Linked DNA regions of Homo sapiens: all the other regions are linked to region 1. A link is a contact called in ENCODE Hi-C or POLR2A ChIA-PET data. All regions are on one chromosome and are shown on one strand. Each heading gives the region's core, a stretch centred on a gene start or an enhancer-like site at or near the end of the contact. The rest is flanking DNA. Distances are from core to core; before and after follow the strand shown. Region 1 holds the start of PARK7 (Parkinsonism associated deglycase). Region 2 overlaps ERRFI1-DT (ERRFI1 divergent transcript). Region 3 overlaps ERRFI1-DT (ERRFI1 divergent transcript). Region 4 has its middle 27 kb from the start of LINC01714.

The links. Hi-C counts contacts between places; a loop is a spot of excess contacts on that map. ChIA-PET counts read pairs that join two places held with the same protein, here RNA polymerase II (POLR2A). Pooled maps may share reads with other maps.
Region 2: a pooled map shows a loop between it and region 1 (2.2-fold over the local background). The contact joins the enhancer-like site here to the promoter of PARK7 in region 1. A Hi-C loop is called at or near these places in 1 of 50 pooled maps. POLR2A ChIA-PET finds 5 or more read pairs at or near these places in 6 of 52 experiments (GM12878, IMR-90, PC-9 and 3 more).
Region 3: a loop to region 1 is called in a pooled map, with 4 times the contacts of the local background. The contact joins the enhancer-like site here to the promoter of PARK7 in region 1. A Hi-C loop is called at or near these places in 3 of 37 single-sample maps with no recorded cell type and 5 of 50 pooled maps. POLR2A ChIA-PET finds 5 or more read pairs at or near these places in 1 of 52 experiments (WTC11).
Region 4: a loop to region 1 is called in a pooled map, with 5 times the contacts of the local background. The contact joins the enhancer-like site here to the promoter of PARK7 in region 1. A Hi-C loop is called at or near these places in 7 of 50 pooled maps. POLR2A ChIA-PET finds 5 or more read pairs at or near these places in 2 of 52 experiments (HEK293 and activated CD8-positive, alpha-beta memory T cell).

Annotation. Positions count from the first base shown.
Region 1 is chr1:7,960,202-7,965,120 of GRCh38, reverse strand. PARK7 (Parkinsonism associated deglycase) reads right to left here and starts at 3,410. Exons shown (of 7, transcript NM_007262.5): 1 at 3,328-3,410; 2 at 2,246-2,358. The coding sequence starts at 2,335. RefSeq lists enhancers at 2,970-3,029, 3,080-3,129, 3,330-3,379, 2,775-3,558, 3,760-3,859 and 1 more and a silencer at 3,510-3,609.
Region 2 is chr1:8,118,531-8,123,117 of GRCh38, reverse strand. It overlaps ERRFI1-DT (ERRFI1 divergent transcript), which reads right to left. Exons shown (of 3, transcript NR_185980.1): 3 at 1-1,644. Among named protein-coding and RNA genes, the nearest start is that of LINC01714, 88 kb to the left of the region's middle. RefSeq lists an enhancer at 1,702-2,011. Within about 2 kb of position 1,642, at least 30 of the 41 ENCODE cell types and tissues checked have a DNase peak (open chromatin) inside an H3K27ac peak, as active enhancers do; they include GM12878, IMR-90, PC-9 and 1 more, where a contact is called at or near this core.
Region 3 is chr1:8,095,026-8,099,906 of GRCh38, reverse strand. All of the region lies in intron 2 of ERRFI1-DT (ERRFI1 divergent transcript), which reads right to left. Among named protein-coding and RNA genes, the nearest start is that of ERRFI1-DT, 71 kb to the right of the region's middle. RefSeq lists enhancers at 2,612-2,661, 2,027-3,226, 4,239-4,881. Within about 2 kb of position 2,411, at least 18 of the 41 ENCODE cell types and tissues checked have a DNase peak (open chromatin) inside an H3K27ac peak, as active enhancers do.
Region 4 is chr1:8,179,092-8,184,010 of GRCh38, reverse strand. No RefSeq gene overlaps it. Among named protein-coding and RNA genes, the nearest start is that of LINC01714, 27 kb to the left of the region's middle. Within about 2 kb of position 1,535, at least 16 of the 41 ENCODE cell types and tissues checked have a DNase peak (open chromatin) inside an H3K27ac peak, as active enhancers do.

The DNA of each region.
Region 1 (4,919 bases), core at 2,161-4,660:
ACAGACATGAGCCACCACACCCAGCTAGAGTAACGTTTACACAGCTGCCCTGTGTTTGAAAGTAACATGACAGGAAATACTGCACCACAACTATACCAAATTTAAGCTAATACACTGGCTAAATATATTTAATAACTAGGTCTACCCTGGTTTGCCCGGGACAGACCCTACTTATAGCTGCTGCCCTGTACTCTGTGGGACTGGAACACCCTTTCTCCCACAAATGTTCTGGTTTGGGTGACCAGTTATATGATCATCCTATTAATAACTCATCTTGCAAGTTTACTGTTGCCATTTAAACCTCATGGTATTTTTGTAAAATAGAAATGCAAGTCCAAACAACGAAATACTGCTTTATCTTTCAAAAATTTTTAAAGTCAACAATACCAAGAGCTGGCACTGGGAAAGTGGGAATTTTCCTACACTGCTGGTGGGACTACAAACTGGGACACTGGAGAGCAACTTGGCAAAACCTAGTCATGCTGACTACAGGCTATCCTTCGGCCTAGTCATTCTACTTTTAGATATATAACCTGGAAAAATTTCCTCACATTTGCACAAAGAAACCTACACAAGAATACGTATTACAGAATTGTAATGCTGTAATTAGAGGAATGGGTAGATTGTGGCATTCAGTGCAACACCAAGCAGCAATTTTAAGTGGATAAACTTAATCGACATGTATCTTCATTTCTGAGAACCAGAGGAGTATAGGGTTAACAGACTCTGGGGCCAGGCTGCCTGGGTCTGAGTTCTGGCTTTTGTACTTACTACGTGATGTGGGTACATTATTTATGTCTCTGTGCCTCAGTTTCTTCAACTGTAAAATGAGGATGGTGATATCTAACTCACGACATTGTTGTAAGGTTTATCGGCACTTAGAATGCTGCCTGGCACAGAGTTAGTTCTACTTCACTTCACTGTTCACTATTTTTAGATAGAGAGAGATAATATATAAACACGCAAAATGAGAACCACGGTCAAATGCTACCTTAAAGACATGCGTGGGGGCGGGTGCAGTAGCTCACATCTGTAATCACAGCACTTTGGGAGGCCGAGGTGGGTGGATCACGAGGTCAAGAGTTCAAGACCAGCCTGGCCAAGATGGTGAAACCCCATCTACTAAAAATACAAAAAATTAGCCAGGCATGGTGGTGCGCACCTGTAATCCCAGCTACTTGGGAGGCTGAGGCAGAGAACTGCTTGAACCCAGGAGGCAGAAGTTGCAGTGAGCTGAGGTCACACCACTGCACTCCAGCCTGGGTGACAGAGCAAGACTCTGTCTTAAAAAAAAAAAAAAAGACACACATGCATGGATACACAAGAGTGCGAGGATAGCACTTATCTTTAAGGAAGGAAGAAGGGGCATAGGATTGGAGAAATTTACAAAGGGGGCTTCAAATGTATTTCTTTGAAGCATCTGCTCTTTAAGAAACGAGTCTGAGGGGCCGGGCATGGTGGCTCCTGCCTGTAATCCCAGCACTGTAAAAGGCTAAGGCGGGCGGGTCACTTGAAGCCAGGAGTTCGAGACCAACCTGGCCAACATGGTGAAACCCCATCTGTACTAAAAATACAATTAGCCGGGCGTGGTGGCGGACACCTGTAATCCCAGCTGAGGGTGAGGCAGGAGAATCTCTTGAACCCGGGAGGCAGAGGTTGCAGCGAGCAGAGATCACACCACTGCGTTCCAGGCTGAGCGACACAGAGAGACACCATCTCAAAAAAAAAAAAAAAGAAGAAAAAAGAAATGGGTCTAAGGACAGTGCAGTGGCTCACGCCTGTAGTCCTAACACTTTGGGAGGCCTGAGGCGGGTGGACAACTTGAGCTCAGGAGTTGGAGAGCAGCCTGGGCAACATGGCAAAACCCTGTCTCTACAAAACATACAAAAATTAGCCAGGTGTGGTGGCACGCATCTGTAGTCTCAGCTATTTGGGAGGCTGAGGTGGGAAGATGGTTTGGGCCCAGGAGGCAGAGACCGAAATGAGCCAAGATCCTGCCATCGCACTCCAGCCTGGACGACAGAGCTCAAAACAAAAGAGAAATGGGTCTGAAGGAAATATGGCAAGACATTAACAAGCGTTAAATGTGAGCAGTGGATCAACAGGTATTTATTCTTATGTCATCTCTGAAATTTTGTGTATATTTGAAATATTTCATAGAGCACTTTGAATATTTTATTCAAAATGATTTAAAAATCCAAAAACATTTAAAACAGGAATGGCTAAAAATCGATGTGGGACTTACCCCAGCTCGCCTCATGACATCTACAGGGATGACCGTCTCCATTTCCTCTGCTCCTTTAGCCAGGATGACCAGAGCTCTTTTGGAAGCCATTTTTATGTTATATGTTTACAAGCCTTAAAAAAAAAAAAAAAAAAAGATTTCAAAAAACTTTCATTGCAACCCTGAGATACCCCAAAATTTAAAGTTTAGGAGCATTTTCAAGCAGAGTAAGTACTTCCTAGGGAAACGGTTTTCATAGACAACTGAATACGAAAAAAGCAGCAGTTTAGTTATCTTAACGTTGATTTGTATAGCAGTTTTAATTGCTCTGAGATGAAAACATAATGAGGGTGCTAAAAGGTGTAGTATTGCTTAGATTTTCTTCTACCATGTTCTCTTAAATCCAACTTTAATAGTATGTTGCAAATGGGTTTTTTAAAAATACAAGTACGTGGGTCTCCTGCATTTCACACAATGCGGGGAAACAGTCTTTTTTGAAGCACTGTTTCAGAGAAACGACTAAACTGAATTTCATGGGCAAAAATTTAAATGTGGTCTTTCGCAATTAACTTGTAATTTTTTGGAGGGGATTTTTGTTTTCTTAGTTATAACTGTACTAAAAAATTGTGTGTGGGGGTCAACAGTGTTAAATGTCTGAACACTTTTTTTAATGACTGAGAAAGATGGAAATCCCCTCACTGAAGTCAACCCAACTACATCTGTCTCTCTGCGCGGAGTTCTCACTGCCAACGACAGCAGCTCAACGAGGTTCCGAATTTTTTTTAGCCTATTTACAGATTATCTGGAGGGTTTACCGTCCACGCAAAACAGAGTTTAATAAAACGGCTAGCCAGTTCCATGCCGGCGAGAGGTTAGGCAGAAGATTCTGGACGCTTCAGCGTTGCCACCACGCTGGCGGTCAGTCAAATCCAACGCCAGCGACAGGGCCCGACTGGGAGGCCGGAAGCGAGGGCGGCCCCGACCCAGGCCCCGCGCCGGTTCTGAGCCAGCGGGACACCGTCCAGCACAGGGACACCGTCCAGCACCCCCACGCCGCCCAGCGCCACGGCCCACACATGCGCCGCGCCCCCGCTGGCGCTGACCTGCACCCCGCGCCTCTTCCTGCGGACGCGGCGCCCCGGCCCGTTGGGTACCACTCACCCCACACCAGGCTGAAAATGAACGCACGCCAGCACGCACGCGCGCCGTCCGGCCTCCCTCAGCCCCACACTGCGCAGACTCACGCCGCCTTGGCCTCACGCTGCGTCACGTCCGGCCGAGTCTACCTCGGACTGAGGCGGGGGTGGCACCGGGGAGTTTCTAGCTGGACAGCCCTGGGTGAGGCGGCTCGGTCCCACATGGTACCCCCCACGAATGGCACAGTCCGGCCTGCCCCGGCGCCCGCGGGGCTTAACAGTCTCTACCGCCACCCTCCGTGAGGAGCCGGTCTCTGGAACTGCCGAGGGACTGGGGTTGTCAGAGGGGTTCCTTAGTTCGCGCTCCGTGCACGCCTGCTCCCTTTGCGTTGTTCCTTTTCTGGCGCGCCTTCCCGTTTCGCCTCTGGTCTGTTAGGACTCTGGTCCAGGCCTCCCGGACCTCTCCCCCACGCCTGGTCTCCCGATCTCGGGCGACTCTGCCGCATTTATTCACACCCGGATGTCTCAGGGGTGTGAGTTTTTTTCTCAGCATTGTTTGTTTTCTTTAACGATCCTGATGCTGCTGCACCCACAGGACTAGAGCAGTGCTGCGCACATAAGTCTAATAAGTACCAAGTTGGTCAGATGTATTTACATCATAATCTCAAGTTGTATTTATTGATATGTAAGAGACGTATGTGTTTTCTGGGTACATGTGGTATTTTGATACTTTCATATAATGTGTAATGATTAAATCAGGGTAAATGAGATCTCTATCACCTTAAACATTTGTCTTTATACTGGGAACATTCCAGTTACTCTCTTCAATAATAACATTTTAAAATATACAACAGATTACTGTTAACTATAGTCACCCTACAGAACTCTGCCAACGCTAGGTCTTATTCCCTCTTAAGGAGAGCACAGATCACCTGGTGACCATCAAGCAGGCCCCTTATCTGAGGAATTTAGAAGTAATTAGATATCCCTATTATCTAAAGTTGGCACCTGGTACCAGGTTAAATCAAAGGAAATAGTTAAAGCCCAAAATTCTTGAATGAGCTTAGAAGGATCCTGGCTAAATGAACGCAACTTGGATTGAATTTGCAAAAAATGAGACATTCGAAAAGGGACATGAAAAATCCACCGCGGCATGCTCAGTTCTCTCTTGCTGAGGCTGCACTCTTCTGCAGCGTTCTAATAAAACTTTCCTTTTTCAAACCTATATTGTTGTCGATAAATTCTTCTTACCAACCAGCAAGTCGACCACTTTCTGATGCTGGGGCTCTTGACACCTTGCCCAGCACTTCTACCAATTTTTGTACCTATTAATCACCCTGTTCATCCCCTTCTCCTGGCTACCCTTCCTGGCCTCTGGTAACCACCAACTTATCTTCATGATATCCACTTTTCAACTTCCCATTTATGAGTGAAATCATGTGATGCTTGTCTTTCTTTGCCTGGCTTGTTTCACTTAACATAATGACCTCCAGTTCCATCAATGTTGTTGCAAATAGGATTTTATTATTTTTTATGGCTGAATAGTATTCATTGTGTAT
Region 2 (4,587 bases), core at 393-2,892, 160 kb before region 1:
TAAGGCTGAGACCTACTGGGCTGCATTCCCAGATGGTAATGGCATTCTAATTTACAGGATGAGATAGGAGGTCGGCACAAGATACAGGTCATAAAGATATTGCTGAAAAAACAGGTTGCAGTAAAGAAGCTGGCTAAAACCCACCAAAAACCAAGATGGTGCCGAGAGTGACCTCTGGTCATCCTCACTGCTTCACTCCCACCAGCTCCATGACAGTTTACAAACGCCATGGCAACATCAGGACTTGCCCTCTACGGTCTAAAAGGGGGAGGCATGAGTAATCCACCCCTTGTTTAGCATATCATCAAGAAACAGCCATAAAACTGGGCAATCAGCAGCCCTCAGGGCTGCTCTGTCTATGGAATAGCCATTCTTTTACTCCTTTACTTAATAAACTGGCTTTCGCTTTACAGACTCACCCGGAATTCTTTCTTGTGCGAGATCCAAGAACCCTCTCTTGGGGTCTGGATCAGGACCCCTTTCCTGTTATGCAGGAGGATGTCCTTATCTGTAGGAAGCACACCCTGAAGTGCTCAGGCTCAGTGGGCCTTCTGGCTGGCAACTGACTCTTCACTGCCCCAGAGAAAAAAGTTTTTGAGCTCTACTTGCGACTTTCCTTTAGGTATGTGGTTGTTAGTAAAACTGTAACAAACCTTTAAATAAATAAGGCATCCTCTTATTTTCTCTTAAATGTATGTCTTAAAGGGGTGTATTCATGATGACAGAGAAGTCAGTCTAGAAGGAGACAGATAGTAAGTGGGAGGCACCCCCGGCAACCCCGCCCCAGTCTGGATGAGTCAGCCCCCTCATTCTGCCTTTCCTGACCCCCAAGTCCAGCTCAGAAGCCCTTCTTAGGAGTTTCCCATGAGCCTCTATTTGCTGAACACAGCACTTCTGATCTGGTAATTTTAACGGCCCATTTACTTATAAATACCATGAGATTAGAGGTATTGTCTGACTTGCTCACCACTGTCTTCTTGGAGGTGGAGGCAATTTCAGGGACACAGTAGCTCCTCAGTAAGCATTTGCTGAACAAATGAAAGAATGGTTCACACTGACCCCAAAGAAGGTTTTCTCCCTAGTCTTGGACTATTTCTCTTTTTTCTTTCTTTTCTTTTCTTTTTTTTTTTTTTTTAGAGACAATGTCTGGCTCTGTCACCCAGGCTGGAGTGTGGCGGCACGATCTCAGCTCACTGCAGCCTCCACTTCCTGGGCTCAAGTGATCCTCTGGCCGCAGCCTGCCGAGTGGCTGGAACCACAGGCACACACACCAGGCCTGGCTAATTTTTGTATTTTTTTGTAGAGATGAGGTTTTGCCAGGTTGCCCAGGCTGGTTTCGAACTCCTGAGCTCGAGCAATCCACCTGCCTTGGCCCCACAAAGTGCTGGGATTACAGGTGTGAGCCACTGTTCCTGGCTGGAATGTTTCGAATCAAGCAGTTAAAAGGTAAAGACCAGTGCTGTAGCCGCATGATCCGCCTGTTCCTCAGCGTGGATAAAGCTCTTTGCCCTCCTTATGGAACTATGGCACGGTTTTGCTCTCGACTCTCTTGAGTCCTTGCAGAGGAGGCATGGAAAGATCTGGTGTGAGTCACTGCCATCGATCAACATGACATTGTTCTCGAAGGGCTCGCAGTGGGGAAACCTAAAAAGGAAGAAAATGAGAGCACTTGCCAAGGCTACTGAACAAAGGGTCAAGCACCCAGCCAGTCACTGAGTTCCAGACTCTTAATAACAAGGTTATGAAGCTATGCGAAGCCTTCATCCCTTCTCATAACTACACAGGCATGTCGGGGCTTCTGAAGTTGTGACAGTGATTTCCTTTAAAGAAAACGATTCTAAGTAAACCAAGGACACTTCACCCTTGACTTTGAAAATGTCTACAAACTTTCCCAGAGCAAATCTCTGCCGGCGTTTCTCACTTCCCGATCTGATCGGCCTGAGGAGCCCACGGGCTGGGCTGGCACGTTCTTTTGTTCAGCTTCTCTACCGGAAGGAGTTTGTGTAAAAAGGAATAGAAATCAGTGTTCATGCCACAATAGGGGTAATTGTTCTGAGCTGCCACATTCCGTTAAATGTTTACCTTTTTGTTTCACAATCTAACAGGAAACGAGGAGCAAAGGATTTTTGGTTCCCTTATCCCCCTTTGGTCAAGACTAAAAAAGACCAGTTGTTATTCTAGTTGCTCAAAAATGAAATGCTCAAGGTAGGAAATGAGCACAGTTGCTAAAGACTCCAGATCACAATCTGGGGTTTCAACCAAATCCGTTGCATGAAATGTTTCAGAGGAATGAGGCTTTGTCAACCTTCTCCATGTGCCTCCAGGACAGGATGTTTAGCAAGAGGTGCTGAACATTGTAACCATCTTTCTATGTGATCTATAGAACACTATGGATGACCAAGATAAAAAACTGGACAGATTAGATTCCTTAGTAGCCAAATACAAGGTAGGGAAGTGGCAAAAAGCTGGGACCCGTTGGGAAGGAGGCCGGAGGGCTTCGCCAGGCTCTCCTCCGCCATTTCAGATCCATCCTTCAAGACCAGACCCCAACCCAGCTTCTACTTCGAGGAGAAGTATTTGTTTAAAGTTCCATTTGTGGAATGGCCCAGCTGGGATGAAAACCAGGCTGTGAATTCTAGTACCAGCTCCACCCCTGAAAAACAGAGTAGAACCTCCCTGGGCTAACGTCTTCTAATAATCCAATCATAGAGTAAACTATGTCTTTTGGGGCATTTTAAACTTTTTTATTGCTTTGAAATAGAGTCAGGGGAAGAAAGACTTTACCATCTAGGTTCGATAGCTGGGTCTAGGAAATACACTGACAATACACAGATTTAACAGGAAAAAGGGTAAACAAATTTATTAATTTTTAATATGTGCACAGGGGCCATCATAGGAAGAAAAAAACAATATCACAAAAAAGTGATGCCATCTTAACAGAGAAAAGGGAGAGGAGATGTGGGCTACCGTGAGGAGAGGAAATGATTTTTAGGAAAGAAAAATGGGCCTTTAGAAGACTAGATGGGAGATACGAGGGTTTGTGGCAGTTTGTCCGGATGTTAAGGCAGCCCTTGCTGACTCCTGGGGAGGGGACTTAGGACAACTGATGTCCTTTTGGAGGCTCTGCCTTTGGGCAGATGAGAGGAGTTCAGGGAAACCATGTCTCTGCATTTACTGTTTTCCAGTGCTTTCTGCTCAAAATCACCAACATTCCAAAGTGGCATATTTGGGGGCAGTCTGTCCTGAACCCCTACTCGACAGTAAAAAACATTTTTTAAAAATTAAAAATGGGCCAGGCGCGGTGGCTGACACCTGTAATCCCAGCACTTTGGGAGGCTGAAGTGGACAGATCACTTGAGGTTAGGAGTTCAAGACCAGCCTGGCCAACATGGTGAAACCCCATCTCTACTAAAAATACAAAAATTGCCTGGGTCTGGTGGTGCTTGCCTGTAGTCCCAGCTACCCGAGAGGCTGAGGCAGGAGAATTGCTTGAACCTGGGAGGCAGAGGTTGCAGTGAACTGAGATCGTGCCACTGCACTCCAGCCTGGGCAACCGAGTGAGACTCCATCTCAAAAATAAACAAATAAAAATTAAAAATGGATAATTCGGTCATAAATAAGATTGTCATAGTGAAATAAATTTAATGGTTTTCAATACTTACTAAATATTTCTATATTCAAAGCCCAGTCCCTGAACTTTGCAGAGGCACTTGGGTTCAAGTCCCACCTCTGCCACTTACTAGCCGTGTAACTCGGGAGAAACCGTTTAACCTTTCCTTTCTGTGCCTCAGTCTCCACATCTACAAAAAGAGGGAGATAACAGTAGGGACTCACAGGTTTCTGTGAGGATGAAAAGAGCCAATGCAAATATAAAGTAGTGCCTGGCACATAGTAAACACTCAATAAATGCCAACACTTGTCACAATAATATCGTTACAACATTTTTTTAAAAAGGGTTTTATACTTGGAAAAGAATGTAAACTTTTTAAAAGCTGCAATGAATAAATCTGCAGCCAGACCAAAGATGTGCACTTTGTATTTAATTTTTTTTAGATTTTTCCCATCATTGGCTAGATGTACACATTCAAATTTCTTTTCTTTCTTTTTTTTTTTTTTGAGACAGAGGCTCGCTCTGTTGCCCAAGCTGGAGTGCAGTGACGCAATCTTGGCTCACCACAACCTCCAGCACCTGGGTTCAAGCGATTCTCCTGCCTCAGCCTCCTGAGTAGCTGGGATTACAGGCATGTGCCACCATGCCCGGCTAATTTTTATATTTTTTAGTGGAGATGGGGTTTCCCCAGGTTGGCAAGGCTGGTCTTGAACTCCTGACTTCAGGTGAGCCACCCGCCTCGGCCTCCCAAAGTGCTGAGATTACAGCTGTGAGCCACCGCACCCGGCCTCAAATTTCAAATAATTCTTATCAACATGAAAGTTTGACCTTCTTTTTTAGACCATAAAGGAGCATTTCACTGATGTGCATATTTATCTTTAAGACCCTTTTCATTGTAAGTGATGCCAACTGAATTCAAACCAGCTTAGGCGAGAAGAGCTCCGTGCAGGCCCAGGTGAGCACACTGCAGGAAAGGC
Region 3 (4,881 bases), core at 1,162-3,661, 140 kb before region 1:
CCAGCACTTTGGGAAGCCGAGGCGGGGGATCACTTGAGGCCATGAGTTTGAGACCAGCATGGGCAACATGGCAAAACCCCGTCTCTACTAAAAATACAAAAATTAGCCAGGCATGGTAGCAGGCACCTGTAATTCCAGCTACCTGGGAGGCTGAGGCAGGAGAATCGCTTGAACCCAGGAGGCAGAGGTTGCAGTGAGCTGAGATCATGCCACTGCACTCCAGCCTGGGTGACAGAGTGAGAATCTGTCTCAAAATAATAATAGTAACTAATAATAATTTCCTTAATAGATATAAGGCTACTAAGATTTTCTATTTCTTCTCAAATCAGTTTTAGTAATTTTTATCTTTCAAAGAAATTTTCTATTTCCTTTAAATTTTGAAATTTATTGGCATCAATTTATTCAAAATATCCCCTTATAATCTGTTTATGTCTGTAGGATCTATGGTGATGGCCTTTCATTCCTGATTTTGGTAATTTGTGTTTTTCCTCTTTTTTTTTTTCTTGATCAGTCTGGCTAGGGGGTATAACTTTTATTAATCTTTTCAAAGTACTAGCTATTGATTTTACTGATTTTTCTCTATTGTTTTATCATCTTCTCTTTCATTAGTTTTCACTCTTATCTTTATTTATGCTTATATTTGGTTTAATTTGCTCTTCTTTTTTTAGTCTCTTAAGGTAGGAGATTAGATCATTAATTTTAGACCTTTCTTTTTTTCCAATATATGTATTTAATGCTGCTATAAACTTTCCTCTAAGCACCACTTTAGCTGCATGTCACAAATTTAGATAAATTGTGTTTTCATTTTCATTCAGTTCAAATATTTTCTAATTTCCATTGTAATTTCTTCTTTGACTCATGAATTATTTAGAAATGTGTTGCTGGGCCGGGTGCAGTGGCTCATGCCTGTAATCCTAGCACTTTAGGAGGCTGAGGCTGGTGGATCACAAGGTCAGGAGTTCGAGACCAGCCTGGCCAATATGGTGAAACCCTGTCTGTACTAAAAATACCAAAAAAATTAGCCAGGCATGGTGGCACATGCCTGTAATCCCAGCTACTCTGGAGGCCGAGGCAGGAGAATTGCTTCAACCCAGGAGGTGGAGGTTTCAGTGAGCCAAGACCATGCCACTGCACTCCGGCCTGGGTGACAGAGAGAGACTCCATCTCAAAAAAAAAAAAAAAAAAAAGAAAAGAAAAGAACTGTGTTGCTTATTTTCCTAATTTGGGGGGATTTTTCAGAGATTTTTCTGTCCTTTGTTGTTGTTGTTTATTTGCTTAATTGTAGCTAAGTTCCAGATAGCAGGGAATTAGCAATAGTGACTGCAGTCCCTTGGCCAAAAGTTTCTCAGACACTTAAACTATTTACTTAGGTAACACATTTTTTTCATGGCTACTGCAAAGGTACATTTCAGACATATGTTTTGAATTAATTAAATCTCAAGATTAATGTTGAAATTTAATATTTAGTATTTTTACATTATATTAATGATTTTTAAGAACCATTGATTTTAAGTTAAACACTTGGGTTCTTGTGCTTTTTTAAATTTGCAGATTTCAGTTCTCATATTTAGATCATTAACTTTGAAACTAAAAATAAGATCTGAGTGGGTAAGCACAGAGGATTTTTAAGACGGTGAAACTATTCTGTATGATACTATAATGGTAGATAAGTGTTTTTATCCATTTGTCAAAATCCATAGAATGTACAACACCAAGAGTGAACTCTAATGTAAACTGTGGACTTCGGGTGATACTGATGTGCCAATGCGAGTTAATCAATTGCAGCAAATTTATCACTACGGTACAGCACACTGGCAGTGGGGAGTCTGTGCCTGCGTGGGCAGGGAGTATATGGGAACTCTCCATTCAATTTTGCTGTGAACCTAAAACTGCTCTAAAAAACAAAGCCTATTTTAAGAAGCAATAAGATCTCAGGCCTTTCAGAATGCCAGATTAATGTTTAAATGTTAAAAATGAAATACTCATTGCTGCTACTAAAATTACCTTAGTTTCTCTAATCCTCTAAGTTTTCAAGTGTGCCTTTTAAAAAAAACCCTTAAGCTTTAATAAGCTTTACCAGATGACAGTAAAATTACTTAGATTAAGCCTCCATGATTTTAGAAATGAAGCATTTTGAGGACTCAATCCAGTTCCTGGGAGATGAGTCAGCTAGTTAATTAATATGATCTTAAGGAAAAATGACCCGTCTTACTTCTCACTGACTGCATACCCTGCTGAGACTATATTAAGATTAGCATTACGAGTGCTGCACAGCTGCCTCTCCTATGAGTTCAACAGGAGCTTGGTAAATAATATCAGAACTGAGTCATTTATGGTTGAATGACACAGAATGAAAAATAAGTGCCTTTCAGGCAGTTCCTGTTGCCTAATATGGACTGAGAAGTAGACACTTTAACTAAAGAGCCCCACCTGTGCCCCAAATGAACCTTTCCCTATAAGGATGTTGATCTAATTTCCTGATCAAAAAAGGAATCCAAAAACGCTGTCAATGATCTGTCTGGGCCTGAACGAGGGCCTATTTTCTCTTCTCAAAGGCCTCGTGCATGGAAGTCTACCGAATTTCTTCCTTGAATAGTTGAGGGTGTTTTGTTGTAAAGATTTCCAGTTAAAGTGGCTCTTTCATCCTAGGGAGAGATCAGAATATCCAGCAGTCCTGCAGGTGGCTAGAGTTTATTGCATTGGGAAGCAGAAACAAGATAACTAAAAACAGAGAATCTGTATTTAAAACTTAGAAAACAGGACTGGTATTTTTATAAGATTTTTTTTTCATTACAACTATCCATTCTTCTGTGAATTAAAAGCCCAGGACACTGATGGCTCGTGGAATTGATGTCACTAGTCCCTAGGCCTTCTTACCTGATAGTAACAGTAAAATGGATATATAACATCGTTTTTCTTCATGGAGCAGAAAAAACTGAGGTTAAATGAAAGCTTTCAGGCGACTGAATTAAACTTGAAAAGCTATAAGGAAAGGGAGCCCTTTTCTAAGGAAGTGACAACAAATTCATAAACTGAATGACTCATAAACTGCTTTCAAATTGCAAAACTGATTATGAATCACTGAAGAAAAACGTAGTCTCACAAAATCTGGTTGTTTAGGAATCAAAAAAGGTAGCCTCTGCTGTTCATTGGCATATTGTCATTCACCATCCTGAAATAACCTTATGGTGAGTGATACTAAAATAGGTCAGTTTGTTAGAAATATTTGCTTAAAAGCCAGATTTGGCTCTAAATTTCTTTTGAATGAATCATAAGAATCTGGATGATAAAAAGAATTACGCTTAGAGAAATGTGCTAGAAACAGGCATTGGTTAAAGATATGGACGTTTCTTTTAGTAGAAACCTGTGTATTTCTGAATCCTTGAAAGAAGGATTGTGGTTGAATAACAATCTGATAAAGGATGAAGTGACCTTCACCATCCGGCCTGCCGATAAAGAGCGGGGAGATGTTCCAAAGTAATCCCACAAGGAGATTCATGATCTAAAAACCATTACCAATAGGTGGTATCTGTATTTCTCTGTTTAAGACTGGAAACTAACGGGTAACTCAAGAATGCTTCCAAGAAACGGTGGAGAATGTCCACTCAAAGATTTTAATCATTAACTTCAGAGCGACTCTAGGCTAACGCCCAGGTCCAGGAATAAGGGACAGAGGCCAATAGTAACACAGATTTTATATTTTTCAACTGGAAAGCTTGGAGATAGTACAGGTAGATACAAATAATATTGGAGTGTTGGAAATTTTCTTCATGTTCATGTAAGGATAGTTTTACTATCAGTTCTTAGGAAATTGGAATATAAATAAACAATAACAATTTATCTAGACCATGTAAACATTATGGATTTTTCAATTTGCCCTGAAAATCTCAGATTTGCTTGATAGATTTCATGTGGTAGCCTCATTAGACCCCAAAGTGGGAGTGGTGTATAAGAAGGGATTCTGAAACCTAAAGTCCTTCAGCGCTGAAGTCTATCTGGCAGGAGAATTTTAAGTTTCCTTGACTTCAGGGGTTAGGTAGGTTTTTTCCATAGGCATAGAGATGAGTCAATTTTAGGTGTTTTTTCCTCATGGGGCAGCTTTGATAGAGTGGAAGGCAGAGAATTTATGACTAGAAGACCTGGGGTTTTGATCCCTGTTCTGCCACTTACTAGTAGGAGGTTGGGGAGGTTATTTGACCTCTCCAAGACTCAGTTTCCTCATCTGTAAAATGGGGGTGATAAAACGATCTCACAAAGTTGTTGCGGTCACGGAATAAGGTAAGGTATGTGAGGGCATGTTATAGGAACCTCGTGAATGTTTAGCCGATATGAATCTTAGCAACTGGGAATCATTATTTTATGTTTCTAGTATCTGATAGTTAAAGTATTTTAAAAATCACAATTTTTTAGAGAAAATAAATAATTTCACCATTGTTACCAAGGATACTGGTCTCCAATACTGCATCTGTGAAGACTGCTTCCCACATCCACAAACAATGAAAAATCCTCATCTCCAGATCCTCCCATTTATCTTAGTAACTGTCTAATGTAAATCCAAAAGAGCAGAAACTATGTCTTCTTTGCACTTAAGACAATCTCCTCACCATAGTAAATACTCAACAAATACTTGAGACGTGTGTTTACAACAAGGCATTTTAAGGGATTCCAGTGTTTTTCTGCCTTCTTCACTTCGGCTCATTCCCTTGTGGAAAACATCGCTTGTGCTGACCAGAGGATGAGCTCTTGGCCCCTTCTGATTCACAGCCTTTTCCTGTGAACCACGGCTCTCAGCGCTAAAAGCAGGATGTCACGCTCATATTTGTTTTGCTTCTCCCCTCTCACCAGGAGTTTAAACCGACTTAGATTAAGAAACTCGAATCT
Region 4 (4,919 bases), core at 286-2,785, 220 kb before region 1:
AGCACTTTGGGAGGCTGAGGCAGGTAGATCACCTGAGGTCAGGAGCTTGAGACCAGCCTGGACAACATGGCAAAACCCCATCTCTACTAAAAATACAAAAAATTAGCCAGGCATGGTGGTGGACACCTGTAATCCCCGCTACTTGGGAGGCTGAGGCAGGAGAATCACTTGAACCTGGGAGATGGAGGTTGCAGTGAGCCAAGATTGTACATTGCACTCCAGCCTGGGAGACAAGAGGGAAACTCTGTCTCAAAAAAAAAAAAAAGAAAAGAAAAGAAAATGCAATGTTTTGGGGGAGACACTCCTCTGGGGTAAGCAGATGAGGATGCTCACAGCCAGGTACCTGGGATCAGCACCTTTTTCATCCATTTGAAGCCCATATACCCTGCATGCTGGCTGAGAAGCCCTAGACTGAGATAGGTACTTTATATATACCAACTCCTTTCATCCTTACAACTACCCTACAATGAAGGCACCCTATATTCTCTCTTCATGATGGAGGACATTGAGGCACAGAGAAGTGAAGCAGTTTGCCCAAGATCACACAGCCAGAAAGGGTCAGTCATCTCTAGCCCAAGGTTCTGGGTACCTACCTCCCCACCATTAGCCTCTCTAATAAACCATTCCAGATTATCCCATGGTTTCCAACTTAGCCAAACCATACCATGCACTTATTTATTTATTTATTTGAGACGAAGTCTTGCTCTTGTCCCCCAAGCTGGAGTGCAATGGCACGATCTCGGCTCACTGCAACCTCTGCCTCCCAGGTTCAAGCGATTCTCCTGTCTCAGCCTCACGAGTAGCTGGGATTACAGGCGCCTGCCACCATGCCCGGCTAATTTTTGTATTTTTAGTAGAGACGGGGTTTCACCATGTTGGACAGGCTGGTCTCGAACTCCTGACCTCAGGTGATCCGCCCACCTCGGCCTCCCAAAGTACTGGGATTACAGGCGTGAGCCACTGAGCCCGGCCTTATACCATGCATTTAAAAACTCAAGTTCATGGCCTGGTTTCCCACATTGCGTATGCATTTTCACACTTCCTCTATCTAATCTTTCCTTTTTAGATTCCAAACTGCTAGAGAGCATGAACGAAACAAAATGCTGAGCGCAGAGTAAAATACCTTTGGCCAAATGACCAGTCACATCAAACCTGTTTGCCTCTATTCCCGTAGGCTCTCAGAATGTTTGAAGATGTTAAAAATGGGGGGAAAGCAGCGAGACCCTGTTTTATCAGCATATGATTGGTCCAAAAAGAAAAGAGGATACTGCTAAGTTTCTCATCTATACAGGATGCAGACATTGAATGCTTTCGCTTTCTTGTGCTTTTTTTTTACTCTCATATATTGGGAACGCCTTATTCTTTCTGGCCCTGTTTCATATCTGTGTTTCGATCTCTGTGAATTCTCAAGAATGCAGTGCTACTACATGAGTCACACTTGAACAACCCTAAAACAAATAAGTAAACAAAAAGCTTCAGAAAGCTCACACACTTGTTATTACCTGAAATTGATGTGGTTATAGACTGACATCCTACCAACCAACGCAGAATAGGCTGATGAAAAGAAGCATTCGTTGTTTGCAGAAGTTTCGCCAGCCAGAACACAACACAAAACTTTCTCTGGGTTGCAGTGAATCACCTAAGTCAGGAAACAAAGTGATTTTAACGAGTAATAGTCACAATGCCTTATCTTACTTGTAATATTTACAAAATGTTCTTGACATCACCAAGGCCGCAGCCCTAGAAAGAGGAGGGAGAGCGGACATGGGCACATTCATTCAGTCCCTGCTATGTGCCACGTGCTTCCATTCACATGGTAAAAAAATCTCAGGCCGGTGTGATTATTCTCAATTTCAAGATGGAGACACAGAGTCACTGAGATAAGGAATTTACTCCAAATCACGCAGCTAGAGAATGGGGCACTGGAGTCCATGCTTTCACTCCACCAGGCTGCCTCTTGGAGTTACCCAAGAAAAGCTTTGAGAAATCATGAGAATTCACTAATTTCCCAAAGATTTCATTTTACCCCTATACTTAGCCAGAAAATAACATTTTCTCAAGATCCAAAACTGTTAATTCTGTTGAAGAAGAGTCAAGGCAACCAACATATCTGAATTGCCACACTACGTGCTTTGATTCCTGGAAAAGATACATGATCTTGACGCTCATACTTTCCAGTATCCCCTACAGTGAGATGTTGGAAACTTACGTATCACAGTATTCATCGTCCCCCAAAATATAAATGGGTCAAACTCATTGAGTTAAAAAGCAGACATTATCATCCTTGGATAAACCCTGTTAGGGAGCCATCTAAAGCAAAAGGACATGGAAAAGTTGAAAGCAAAAGGTGGGGAAAAGACACCAAAAATATATTAAACAAAAGAGAACTGGCATAACTACATCAGTATGACACACACACAAGGACTCTAAGACAGAAAAGGTTCCTATATGAAAATGAAATTTTCGTGTCACCAAGAAGACATAATAATTCTAAATGTATATGCACCTAATAAAAATGTCTCACACCATATACATAAAAAAGTAATAGAGGTCGGGCACGGTGGCTCACACCTGTAATACTAGCACTTTGGGAGGCTGAGGCTGGCAGATCACCTGAGGTCAGGAGTTCGAGACCAGCCTGGCCAACATGGTGAAACCCCACCTCTACTAAAAATGCAAAAATTAGCCAAGTGTGGTGGTGCATGCCTGTAATCCCAGCTACCTGGGAGGCTGAGGCAGGAGAATTGCTGGAAGGTTCCAGCTGGCAAACTTTCACCTCACCAGGAGGTGGAGGCTGCGGTGAGCCGAGATCGTGCCACTGCACTCCAGCCTGGGCAACAGAGTGAGAATCTGTCTTAAAAAAAAAAAAAAAAAGTAATAGAAATGGACAAATCCACCAATTTTTTTTCTCAATAATCAGTAGGTCAAGCAGCAAAAAAGAATCAATAAATAGGCCGGGCACAGTGGCTCATGCCTGTAATCCCAGCACTTCGGGAGGCTGAGGCGGGTGGATCACCAGAGGTCAGGAGTTCAAGACCAGCCTGGCCAATAAGGTGAAACCCCATCTCTACTAAAAATACAAAAAAATTAGCCGAGTATAGTGGCAGGCACCTGTAATCCTGGCTACTCAGAAGGCTTAGATCATGCCATTGCACTCCAGCCTGGATGACAAGAGCAAGACTCCATCTCAAAAAAAAAAAAAAAGAATAAATAAATATATTTGAAAAATTTGATTAACTACTTTGATGTAATGAACATATGTAAAACTCTAAAAGCAATCATTAGAGAATATCCATTCTTCTTTTTTTTTTTTTTTGAGATGGAGTTTCGCTCTGTCGCCCAGGCTGGAGTGCCGTGGCACAATCTCGGCTCACTGCAACCTCCGCCTCCCGTGTTCCAGTGATTCTCCTGCCTCAGCCTTCCGAGTAGCTAGGATTACACATGCCCGCCACCATGCCTGGCTAATTTTTGTATTTTTAGTAGAGACGGGGTTTCACCATGTTAGCCAGGATGGTCTCGATCTCCTGACCTCGTGATCTGCCTGTCTCGGCCTCCCAAAGTCCTGGGATTATAATCATGAGCCACTGTGCCCGGCCCATTCTTCTTAAGGACACATGGAATGGTTACAAAAATTAATCAGATCTGAGGTCATAAAGCACATCTCAACAAATTTCAAAAAATTAGTATCACATCCATCACATTTTTTAAACAAAATGTGATTAAGTAGAAGTCAATAGCAAAAAAGATAAATTATGAAGTTCTTGTGTATTGAAATTTAAAAACAGAATTCTAAATCATGGCTCAAATCATACAAATCTAGAAATACTCAGAACAATAATTTTTAAAATATTATTTAGAACTAGCATATTATAGTGAAAGCTATAATGCATAGTTTTAAATACATATATTTGCAAAGAATACAGTCTGAAAAGTAGTAAGTTAACTTCAACTAACAAAGTAATGGGGGAAAAACATAAATCCAAATAAAGGAAAGGGAGAAGGTAATAAAAAAAGAGCAGGTAATTAATAGGGAGAATAATACCATACAGTAGATAGAATCAACAAAGCCATATGCTGGCCCTTTGAAAAGACTAATAAAATAGACCTATCTCTGGTGCTATATTGATCAAAAAAAAAAGGCACAAATATTTAACTACAAACTCAGCAGAAGGTTTTTAACTACAAATACAGCAGAGATTTTAAAAATAAAGGAATAAACAGTTTTATGCTGATATATTTGAAAATTAGATGAAATAGACAAATTTCTAGAAAAATATAATCATGCTGACTCAAGAAGAGATAGAAAGCTTGAATAGTCCTACAATTATTAAAGAAATTGAAATAATATTAAAAATCTTGCCACAACAAAACACACAGGCTCTGAGGGTTTTACAGGTGAATTCCTCAAAACTTCCATGAGACAAATATTTCAATCTAACAAAAAGTCTTCCAGCACACAGAAAGAAAGAGAACACCCTCCAGCTCATTCTATGAGTTCAGTATAATTTTAATTTAAAAACCAGGGAAGATCAATAAGAGAAAAATCATAAGCCAAGCTCATTCACAAACATAGGTGCAAAGTCCTTTTAACTATTAGCAAAATAGATCTAGCCATGTTTTAAAAAGATAATGTCATATTATTCCTGGAATGCAAGGATGGATCGATATCCTAAAATCTGTATATGTCATGAAGAATTAACTATACTCAAAGATAGGTCTGGTCTTTGTCTCACCACCTGGGAGGTAACCTCTAAACCCTTGAAATTTCCTGAGTAATAAGAGTGTTTTTGTTACTCATGGTGGGCTTTTTTGGCCACACCTGGTAGTTTATGCTAATGAGGTGACTTATAGTGGACCCTTTGGATGGCACCATATAGTTCGTGCTAATGAAATGATTCAGGGTGGAGGCTGACCATGCC